Regions from separate parts of the Homo sapiens genome. Here region 1 is linked to region 2. The links are chromatin loops, found by intact Hi-C in ENCODE. Cell type or tissue: heart left ventricle. All regions are shown on one strand. Links, peaks and the distances in the headings refer to the core of each region. The heading gives the core; the rest is flanking DNA.

Region 1 (5,383 bases), core at 294-5,293, 49 kb after region 2:
GCTTCGTTTATTTTTTGCTCATTGTCTATCCTAGTCTTTCACCACTACTGTTCATAACATGAGGCCTTTACAGTAGTACAGCCCATGGATGTTTGGGTTCCTTATCAGTAGGCTATGAAACACAATGTGATTTTACCCTTAGCTGACTCTGGGCCTCTGGAAATAGTCCCAAGCCCTAAAAGCCTCTAGCAGCAGCTTGGCTCCCTCTCATCTTTACAGGAAAATAATTAACGAATGTAAGTCTTCTTCACTTGTGTAAGACTTCTTGATAGCTCTAAATATTTTGCTTCTTAATTGCAGACCAAAGATGAACTCTGATATGCAAAATAACTTCTATTAGAATAATGGTGCTCTGAAGACTCTTCTTAACTAAAAAGAAGAATTTTTTTAAGTATTAATTCCATGGACAATATAAAATCTGTGTGATTGTTTGCAGTATGAAGACACATTTCTACTTATGCAGTATTCTCATGACTGTACTTTAAAGTACATTTTTAGAATTTTATAATAAAACCACCTTTATTTTAAAGGACTACGTTGTGCTAATTATTAGCCGTGTTTGGAACAGAGAGCAGTAAAAACAGAGAGAATCTGGGTCCTTAATGCACAGCAGCCCAGACCACCTGCCCAGACTGGTTTTAAATGACAAAGCAATGAACCCCTGTCTCCTTTTAAGCCCATATTATTGTGGGTATTCAGCCAAACTTAATTCTAGCTAATACTTCGTACAAGGCCAGTCATTAGATGGCCTCTACCTGCATCTTTAGTCAAATCTCTCAGCACTTTCTAGTATCAATACTGTCCTCTGGAAGAACGAGTCCTCTCCCAGTTCTGTCAATGCCTGTGTCCTTACCTTCCTGGCTCTTGCCTTTCCCTTGTCCTGGAATGTCTTGGCCCTCTTTTCTTCAACCGGCTTACACATCCTTCAGCACATATTTTATCCTTACTAGATTTTAAGTGCCATGACCTCAGAGACCAGGCCTTTCTTCTGGGTAGTCCTAACGTCTAATAGAGTGCCAGCAACTAGAAAGACTGAATAAATATCTAATGGGTGATATGGTTTTGATGTTTGTCCCTTCCAAATCTTATGTTGAAATGTAATTCTGAGTGGTGGAGGTGGGGCCCGGTGGGAGATGTTTGTATCTTAGGGGTGGATCCCTCATGAATGGCCTGGCACCATCCTTGCAGTGACAAGTGAGTTCTCACTGTGAGTTCACATGATCTGGTGGTTTTAAAAGGTGTGGCACCTCCCCCTCTCTCTGTGTTGCTCCCTCTCTTGCCACCTGATACCCTGGCTCCACTTTGCCTTCCACCATGATTGGAAGCTTCCTGAAGCCCTCTCCAGAAGCAGATGCTGGCACCACACTTCCTATACAGCCTGCAGAACGATGAACCAAAATAAATCTCTTTTCTTTAGAAATTACCCAGCCTCAGGTATTTCTTTATAGCAACACAAAAATGGCATTAACACAATGAGTAAATGAATGAATGAAAATCACTTTGAAATGCAGTTAAAAGAATTTAAAAAGAACTAAAAATCTGAACACTGAACCATATATCATATTCTACAAATTCCTTTACCTAATATTCTCTCTTCCATTCATCTTCCAGTCAAATAATTTTTTCTAAATTATTTTGAATTTTGAAATAGACATACAGAAGAATATAAAACATATATCTGCAATTTAAACATATATCTGCAATTTAATTATAAGAAAACATCCATGTAATCACTGACAAAGATTCTTTGCTTGACCACCTGTATTAGTCCATTCTCTCGCTGCTAATAAAGACATACCTGAGACTGGGTAATTTATAAAGAAAAGAGGTTTAATTGACTCACAGTTCCACAGGGCTCAGGAGACCTCAGGAAACTTGCAATCATGGCAGAAGCGGAAGAAAACAAGTCTTTTCTCACATGGCAGCAAGGAGAAAGCACCAAGCAAAGGGAAAAAAGCCTCTTATAAAACCATCAGATCTCGTGAGAGCTCACTCACTATCATAAGAACAGCATGAAGGTAACTGTCCCCATAAATCAATTACCTCCCACCAGGTCTCTCCCACAACATGTGGGGATTATGGGAACTACAATTCAAGATGAGATTTGGGTGGGGACACAGCCAAACCATATCATTCCACCCCGGCCCCTCCCAAATCTCACATCTCACATTTCAAAACACAATCATGCCTTCCCAACAGTTCCCCAAAGTCTTATTTCATCATTAACCCAAAAGTCCAAGTCCACAGTTTCATCTGAGACAAGGCAAGTCTCTTCCACCTATGAGCCTGTAAAATCAAACACAAGTTAGTTACTTCCTAGATACAATGGAGGTACAGGCATTGGGTAAATATACCTGTTCTAAATGGGAGAAATTGGCCAAAACAAAGGGGCTATAAGCCTCATGCAAGCCCCAAATCCAACAAGGCAGTAATCAAATCTTAAAGCTCCAAAATAATCTTTGACTCCATATCTCACATCCAGGTCACACTGATGCAAGAGGTGGGCTCCGACAGCCTTGGGCAGCTCTACCCCTGTGGCTTTGCAGGCCACAGCCCCTCACCCCAGCTGCTTCCACAGCTGGCATTGAGTGTCTGCGGCTTTTCTAGGTGCAAGCTGCAAGCTGTTGGTGGATCTCTCATTCTGGATCTGGAGGACAGTGCCCCTCTTCAGCTCCACTTGGCACTACCCCAGTGGGGACTCTTGTGTGGGGCCCAACCCCACATTTCCCTTCCACACTGCCCTAGCAGTGAGGGCTGTGCCCCCGCAGCAAACCAGCCTGAACATCCAGGTGTTTCCGTACATCCTCTAAAATCTAAGCAGAGGTTCCCAAACTTCAATTATTGACTTCTGCATACCCGCAGGCTCAACACCATATGTAAGCTGCCAAGGCTTGGGGCTTGCACCCTCTGAAGCCATGGCCCAAGCTGTACCTTGGTTCCTTTCAGCCACAGCTAGAGTGGCTAGGACACAAGCCACCAAGTCCCTAGGCTGCACACAGCAGGGGGCCCTGGGCCTGGCCCCAAAACCATTTTTCCCTCCTAGGCCTCTGGGCCTGTGATAGGAGAGGCTGCCTTGAAAGTCTCTGACATGCCCTGGAGACATTTCCCCATTGTCTTAATGATTAACATTGGGCTTTTTGTTTATGCAAATTTCTGTAGCAAGCTTGGATTTCTCCCCAGAAAATGGGTTTTTCTTTTCTGTTACATTGTCAAACTGAAAATTTTCCAAACTTTTATGCTCTGCTTCCTCTTGAACGCTTTGCCATGTAGAGATTTCTTCTGCCAGATACCTTAAATCATCTCTCTCAAGTTCAAAGTTCCACAGATCTCTAAGGCAGGGGCCAAATGCTGCCAGCCTCTTTGGTAAAGTATATCGAGCATCATCTTTATTCCAGTTCCCAACAAGTTTCTCATCTCCATCTGACACCACCTCAGCCTGGACTTCATTGTCCATATCACAATCAGCATTTTGGTCAAAGCCATTCCACAAGTCTCTAGGAAGTTCCAGACTTTCCCATGTCTTTCTGTCTTCTAAGCCCTCCAAGTCTCTAGGAAGTTCCAAACTTTTCCACATTTTCCTGTCTTCTTCTGAGCCCTCCAAACTGTTCTAGCCTCTGCCTGTTACCCAGTTCCAAAGTCACTTCCACATTCTTTGGGTATCTTTACAGCAGCACCTCACTCTCTGCAGTACCAATTTACTGTATTAGTCCATTCTCACGCTGCTAATAAAAGACATACCCACAACTGGGTAATTTATAAGGGAAAGAGGTTTAATTGACTCACAGTTCCACAGGGCTGGGAGGCCTCAGGAAATTTACAATCATGGTGGAAGGGGAAGTGAATACATCCTTCTTCACATGCCAGCTGGAAGAAGTGCTGAACAAAGGGAGAAAAGCCCCTTATAAAACCATCAGATCTTGTGAGAACTCACTCGCTATCTTGAGAACAGCAGCATGGGGGTAACTGCCCCCGTGATTCAATTACCTCCCACTGGATCCATCCCATGACACATGGGGATTACGGGAACTACAATTCAAGATTGTTCCCAGACCAAACTGAGAGTCAGGCTACTATTTCTCGTGGCCCAATAAGAAGATGCAGATGAACTGGGGAGGAAGAGAGTTTTTATTTCTGTAACCAGCTACAGGGAGAAGGCCTGGAAATTATCACCAGACCAACTGAAAATTACAAAGTTTTCCAGAGCCTATATACCTTCCAAGCTATATGTCTATATTTAAGTATGCATTCATCTAAACACATAAGTGATTAACTTCTTTTAATCTGTAACTAAGGTCTGAGTCTTGAAGACCTTTCTCTGGAGCCTCAGTAAATGTACTTAATCTAAATGAGTCCAGGTGCTGGGGTGATTACCCTTATCTTGTCTCCTACTAAATCACGAAGGTTTAGGGATTTCCTTCAGACTCCCAATAAATTAGTTTATGGAGGCCTTGGGAGTTTCTTCAGGCCCCCAGTAAAACTTGTTTTATCATGCTTTAAGGTTCAGGAAAGGCCTAGGCAAAACTCTTGTTGGGCTGTTGTTACATTCCAGCCTTTGTATAAGGACGCTGGCTTTTAACATTTAATTTAACCACTCAGTCAGTACTGAAACTGTTGTATGGAGGCCTGCGTTAGTGAGACCTGGCCTGCCACAAGATGAGATTTGGGTAGGGACACAGCCAGACCATATCACCATCCTTTCATCAGCCTCCTGAACCTTGTCGTAGGCCTATCTGTGCACTGCCTTATAAAATTCAATTTTAGCAAGAACCCTGCTAAGTCAGTTTCACAAAAATCCCCCACCCTCCATATGTGACCACACTTTATATCTAATCTGCTTCCTCATCCTCTACCATCCCCCAGGTCATGTCTGATCGTGCTGGCCTGTTTTCAGCTAGAATCCCATTTGGTCTATTTAACCAGAATCTCTGTCACCCTGATGCATTTCCTCTTAGTAATTTTCCATCCACTGACTCCCTACCCTGCTCCTTGGCTATAAATGCCCATTTAACCATGCTGTATTCAGAATTGAGTCCAATCCTATACTGAAGTGTCTTTTCCCCTGTTGCAATAGTCCTGAATAACATCTGTTTTTTTACCACTTTAACTATCGTCCAGCTCTGGTTTTTCTTCGACATTTCCACTCGGGTTCAGAAATAGAACATTGCTTAGAGGTGACCACAGTGCCTCCTCTTATCACATTTCCTCTCTGCTCCCAGGTAACCACAAACATGATGGCTGTGATAATCTTTTTCTTGCTTTTTAGTTTTACCACCTACATACACTTCCCTAAGCAGTAGAGTTTACTCTTGCCTATTTTGAAATTGATATAAATGGAATCATATCAAATTTTTGTTGTTGTTACTTGCCTATTTTTTTTTTAGAC
Region 2 (5,383 bases), core at 70-5,069:
TGGGTGTGGTGGCTCACGTCTATAATCCAAGCACTTTGGGAGACTGACATGGTCAGATCACTGGAGCCCAGGAGTTCAAGACCAGCCTGGGTAACATGGTGAAACCCTGAAACCCCATCTCAAAATTAGCCAAGTATGGTGGTGTGTACCTGTAGTTCCAGCTACTCAGGAGGCTGAGGTGGGAGGATCACTTAAGCCCAGGAGGTCGAGGCTGCAGTGAGCTATGATCTCACCACTGCACTCCAGTCTGGGCAACACAGCAAGGCCTTGTCTCAAAAAAAAAAAAAAAAAACCCATCCTATCCCCATGACCAAGCCAATCCCTTTGCTCAAAGTACTCATGGCTTGTGTTTTCACCAATTCTTTCTTTCTTTCTTTCTTTTTTTACAGAAAGGATCTCGCTCTGTTGCCCAGGCTGGAGTGCAGTGGCATGTTCTCAGCTCAGGCGATCCTCCCGTCTCAGCCTCCCAAGTAGCTGGGACTACAGGTGCATACCAACACACTCAGCTAACTTTTGTATTTTTTTAAGAGACAGGGTCTCACTATGTTGCCCAGGCTGGTCTTGAACTCCTGGGTGCAAGCAATCTGCCTGCCTCAGCCTCCCAAAATGCTGGGATTACACCACTGCACCCCACCCACCAATTCTTAACTAGATACTTCTCCCTTGGCTTTCAACCATCCTGGTATTATCTCAACCCATCATAAGGAAAAGTGGCTAAACAGGAAAAAAACCATTAAAACTTAGTCACCTTCTCTTTCTTAGGGATCATCTCTTCCACAAAGATGCAAGTTTACCAGTAAAGTTATATAGTTAATAAAACAGAAACTCTAGATTAGGCAAAAAAGAAATATAACCATGAAAGTCATGTAGTTTCTGACATTGGAAATAAAAATTGGCTCAGAGCTTCCTTGCAATCAGGACAAAGGGGGAACCCAGACAAATTCCATATTCTTCACTTTAAGAAAAGAAGATGCTTTTTAATTTACTCAGTTGTGACAATCTTCTTGACACTAGATTCTGTAATATATTGTTCATGTGGGACGTTGGATGAGGCACTGTGACATAGTCTATAAAATCCTTTGCAACTGTTTTATAATAAATGTAAAAATTACTTTTCAGGAAGGGTGTGGTGGCTCACACCTGTAATCCCAGCACTTTGGGAGGCCCAGGAATAAGGACCACTTGAGGCCAGGAGTTTGAGACCAGCCTGCACAACATAGCAAGACCCCGTCTCTATAGAAAACACAAATTAAAAAATTTTATGAGCTGGGCATGGTGGTGCATGCCTGTAGTTCTAGCCACTCAGGAGGCTGAGGTAGAAGGATTGCTTGAGGCCAGGAGTTTGAGGCAGCAGTGACCTATAATTACACCATTGCACTCCAGCCTGGATGACAGAGTGAGACCCTGTCTCTAAGAGAAAAACAAGTGACTTTTCAAATGACTTTTTCCTATAATGACTGAACAACAGTATCTAAATGGATATTTTCAACAGCACAATTAACTAAATGCAATTCTGCAGAAGAATAAGTCATAATGTTTAAAGAATAGTCTAACTTGATGTCAGGAAAGCAGATGGCCAAGCCTCCCAATATCACAGACTTTGAATATTTTTTAATTTTTTTAATTTTTTTTTTGCAAGTTCTGCCTCCCGGGTTCACGCCATTCTCCTCCCTCAGCCTCCCGAGTAGCTGGGACTACAGGCGCCTGCCACCACGCCCGGCTAATTTTTTTTTTTTTTTTTTTTTTGTATTTTTAGTAGAGACGGGGTTTCACCGTGTTAGCCAGGATGGTCTCGATCTTCTGACCTCGTGATCCGCCCACCTCGGCCTCCCAAAGTGCTAGGATTACAGGCGTGAGCTACCGCACCCATCTATTTTTTAATATTTCTTAAAATGCACTTTCTAAAACACGTCAATGCTTACCTGAATGCTTTATTAGCTTTAACAGGGGTTGCTTCGAAGCCAATTGGACAAAAATAATGATTTTGGCAATGATAGATATAAGCCAGCGATTCATCTTTCAATCCACGGGTTAACTTTGACAGGGCCCCTGAAGCTATTAAAAACAAACAAACACACAAACTGAAAGCCCATAAAGCAGTGTCCATGCTTTACACAAAGGACCGGTTAAGGGCTTAAGGACAGAAAAGACATTACTTGGAATACACTGACACTGCTGGGGAAAAACAAGAAGCTATTGATAGGTACAAAAAATGTTAATAAATGTATTCTGTTTTACTCTTTAAACTGAAATTCAGGTAAGCTCATTAGCAAACTAAAGAACTAAAATATGTCCTTGCTTACCAAAACCTTCTAATAACACACATACTTGTCTATGAAATTTACCTAGTGTATTCAGCAATGGTTTCAACTTTTCTGGTTGTACACAGCTGTCACTTAAAATTCTGAACAAGCATGCCCAATGTTAGCACATGCATTTATAAAGTATATACATATACCACTGTACTAATATGTCTTTATAAAAGATATACAAAAAGTTGGAATTTAAAATTAGGTTAAAATATAGAAGTTCTAATATATATGCAGTACACACATCCCAACTTAAAAAACTACTGATGTATATGAATAAAAATAAACTCCAGGTAATAATCAAGTTCTAAAAATGCAAACTTCTCCTACTAATGAGACAGCCAAGTAAAAACGGCTTCCTGGAGAATCTCCAGCTGGCCTGCGTGCTGGGAGGATGGGGTTGGGCCTCAGGAAGTGCCCGCTGTTTGCAGAGGGGAGGACCTTGGCCTCTCCTGTCCCTGTGTGGCAACCTGGGATTCAATCTGTGAGATGGGGGCCTGTTAGCAGGAACCCTTCTCGCTTTGCTGAGTTTTTTCCTTTTCACCCAATAAATTCTGTTCCCCTTCACCCTTCAAAGTATCTGTGAGCCTAATCTTTCCTTGTTGTGTGATAAGAACCCAGATTTTTCTACACACACTTTAATCTTTACACAAAACTTATGGAGGCTAGAGGAGTAGTCTTCACAAGCCAAGTGACAAGATAACATCTCTACAGAGACAGGCTGGTAGTACCACCACAACCTCTTATGCCCACTCTTCCCTGGACATTTGCCATAACTATAATAGTGGTCAATTTCAAAAGTATTACCATAAGAAATGACTTTTCACCAGCACTTAGTACTCAAAGCCATTAACTGAGGTTTCATTAACTGGCATGTCCTAGAAGAAGCTAAATTATTTATTCATAAACAGCCCATTAAAACTAGAAATCCTAAAAATAGATGAAGCAGATGAAAGCTTGCAAGTCATAGTTTCAGTGATCGACTTTCTGGCCACTGAAATAGCTGAAGACCACTAAGAGCAGCAGGTCCACGGCCGCAGAAGAGAGCCAAGGAGTGATGCACGGTCCCTCAAGTGCATTAGTAGGGAAGATGGAACAAGTAACTTTTATATAAGGTGGAATAAGATAGTGCCACAAAAGGGGCATAGAATTCAAAGGAGAAAGAGCACATCAGGTTTGAGGAGTCAAGAAGAAGTAGCATTCAAGATGAAACTTAATGAAGTGTCAGGATTTCAACAATCTAGACAGAGGAAAGAGCATTAGGAGAAAACAAAACCACTGGGGAAAAGGAATATACTCAGGGAACAGCCCGTGATCTAGTTTATAGAATACAGGGTAGGATGGTATAGAGGAGCCTACTGTGGGACAATCCAACAATTTCAGGCCAAAATAAGAAAAAGATCACCCTCTGAAATAAAAGATAGTAAATACAGCATTTATTTAATTATTTATTTTATTTTATTTTATTTTTTGAGACAGGGCCTTGCTCTGTCGCCGAGGCTGGAGTGCAGTGGCATGATCTCGGCTCACTGCAACCTCTACCTCCCCGGTTCAAACAATCCTCATGCCTCAGCCTCCCAAGTAATTGGGATTCCATGCACTCACCACCACGCCCAGCTAATTTTTGTATTTTTAGTAGAGACGGGGTTTCACTATGTTGGCCAGGCTGGTCTCAAATTCCCAAAATCAAGTGTCCCGCCCCTCTCAGCCTCCCAAAGTGCTGGGATTACAGGTGTGAGCCACTGTGCCGAGCCAGTAAATACAGCATTCAACACATTAAGGTAGTTGTCCAAGAAAGTAATTCTGTGTATGAGAAGACACAAATGTATTACTGAGGGAAGCTAAATTCAGAATGAAGTTGAGTCTGTACTTCAGTATAGCTTTAAAATCTGAAACTTAAGCAACAAAGCAACCACCACCAAATGCAGAGCCATGATCTGCACGGCATAGAGAAAGGAGAAAAAAACTACAGGAATCCACTGGCCTGCTGCATGGAGAAGAGCAGGTATTCTGAGCAGCCAATAAGAGAATTCTGGTCCCTTTGAGATTATGTTTCTTACTTCAAGTTACTCTGTTAACATTCTGACATTCTGAGTTTGCTTAGTATGAGCTTGTCCTGTAGACCCTGATCATCTATAGAGGAATGCTAGATAACTCCATAAGAACTTATAGAGTATATTTTTACACCTTCAAAGACAAGAATAGCTTCTGAAACTCTGATAGGTAATCCAGCAATCTAACATTACTCTGCAAGGTCCTTATTCCCCTGACATCTTTTTTATTTTAAAAAAAAAAAAAAAGATGCCCAGGCTGGAGTGCATGGCACAATCTCAGCTCACTGCAACCTCCACCTCCCGGGTTCAAGCAATTCTCGTGCCTCAGCCTCCCAAGTAGCTGGGATTACAGGTGCACGCCACCATGCCCAGGTAATTTTTTGTATTCTTAGTAGAGAAAAGGTTTCACTATGTTGGCCAGGATAGTCTCAAACTCCTGGCCTCAAGGAATCCACCCACCTCGGCCTCCCAACCTGCTGGGATTACAGGCGTGAGCCACTATGCCAGCTTCCCCTGACATCTTAAATACAACTGGTACATGGAGGACAGCAGGGGAAGGCCAATTTGTGTCAGCTTGGAATGACACTAAGCAGTTTATGCTGTAAGCAAGCACCAAACAGCTCCTAAAGAGGAAAGGGGTATGTTAGCACTGCATGTTCAAGAGATTTATTATTTGTGTCTAATATTAATTGGAGAAAACCAGTACATGAGGAAAACAGAATACTAATGTATTGTCCACCGGAGATGTACTGAGGTGCTTCAGTAAGCTGGTAACAACAATCATGGTGAAGCGATGTGTGAGTTATACAGGAATGAGGCCAGAGACGGGTCTTCTCTGTTAAGCAAAAGTTATGAACTGCAATACCCACTAGAAAAAACTAAATACATGAATATAAATGCAATTTTCAAGCTAGCTGATTAAAAAAATGAGTCTGGACTTGCCTGGTGCAAATGTTGGTGGCTAAGTGAACCCATACTCGGAAGTTATCTGAACAGAGACCTAATGTTGGCAACTCCTAG

Evidence for each region. Hi-C counts contacts between places; a loop is a spot of excess contacts. Peaks named below come from ENCODE experiments on the same cell type or tissue, not always from the same donor. Only the 100,000 strongest peaks of a DNase experiment are listed, where the experiment ranks them.
Region 1: it touches region 2 in a loop (6-fold over the local background); 49 of 110 quality-filtered maps call a loop at or near these places.

Annotation. Positions count from the first base shown.
Region 1 is chr13:102,779,430-102,784,812 of GRCh38, reverse strand. POGLUT2 (protein O-glucosyltransferase 2) reads left to right here. Exons shown (of 10, transcript NM_024089.3): 10 at 301-532. The coding sequence ends at 318. Among named protein-coding and RNA genes, the nearest start is that of TEX30, 8.3 kb to the right of the region's middle. In heart left ventricle, for the core only: no CTCF peak of the experiment used is centred there; no DNase peak of the experiment used is centred there; H3K27ac peaks cover 518 bases.
Region 2 is chr13:102,828,237-102,833,619 of GRCh38, reverse strand. It overlaps BIVM (basic, immunoglobulin-like variable motif containing), which reads right to left. Exons shown (of 11, transcript NM_017693.4): 8 at 1,923-2,055. BIVM-ERCC5 (BIVM-ERCC5 readthrough) reads right to left here. Exons shown (of 23, transcript NM_001204425.2): 6 at 1,923-2,055. Among named protein-coding and RNA genes, the nearest start is that of ERCC5, 15 kb to the left of the region's middle. RefSeq lists a silencer at 75-274. In heart left ventricle, for the core only: no CTCF peak of the experiment used is centred there; a DNase peak (open chromatin) is centred at 2,707.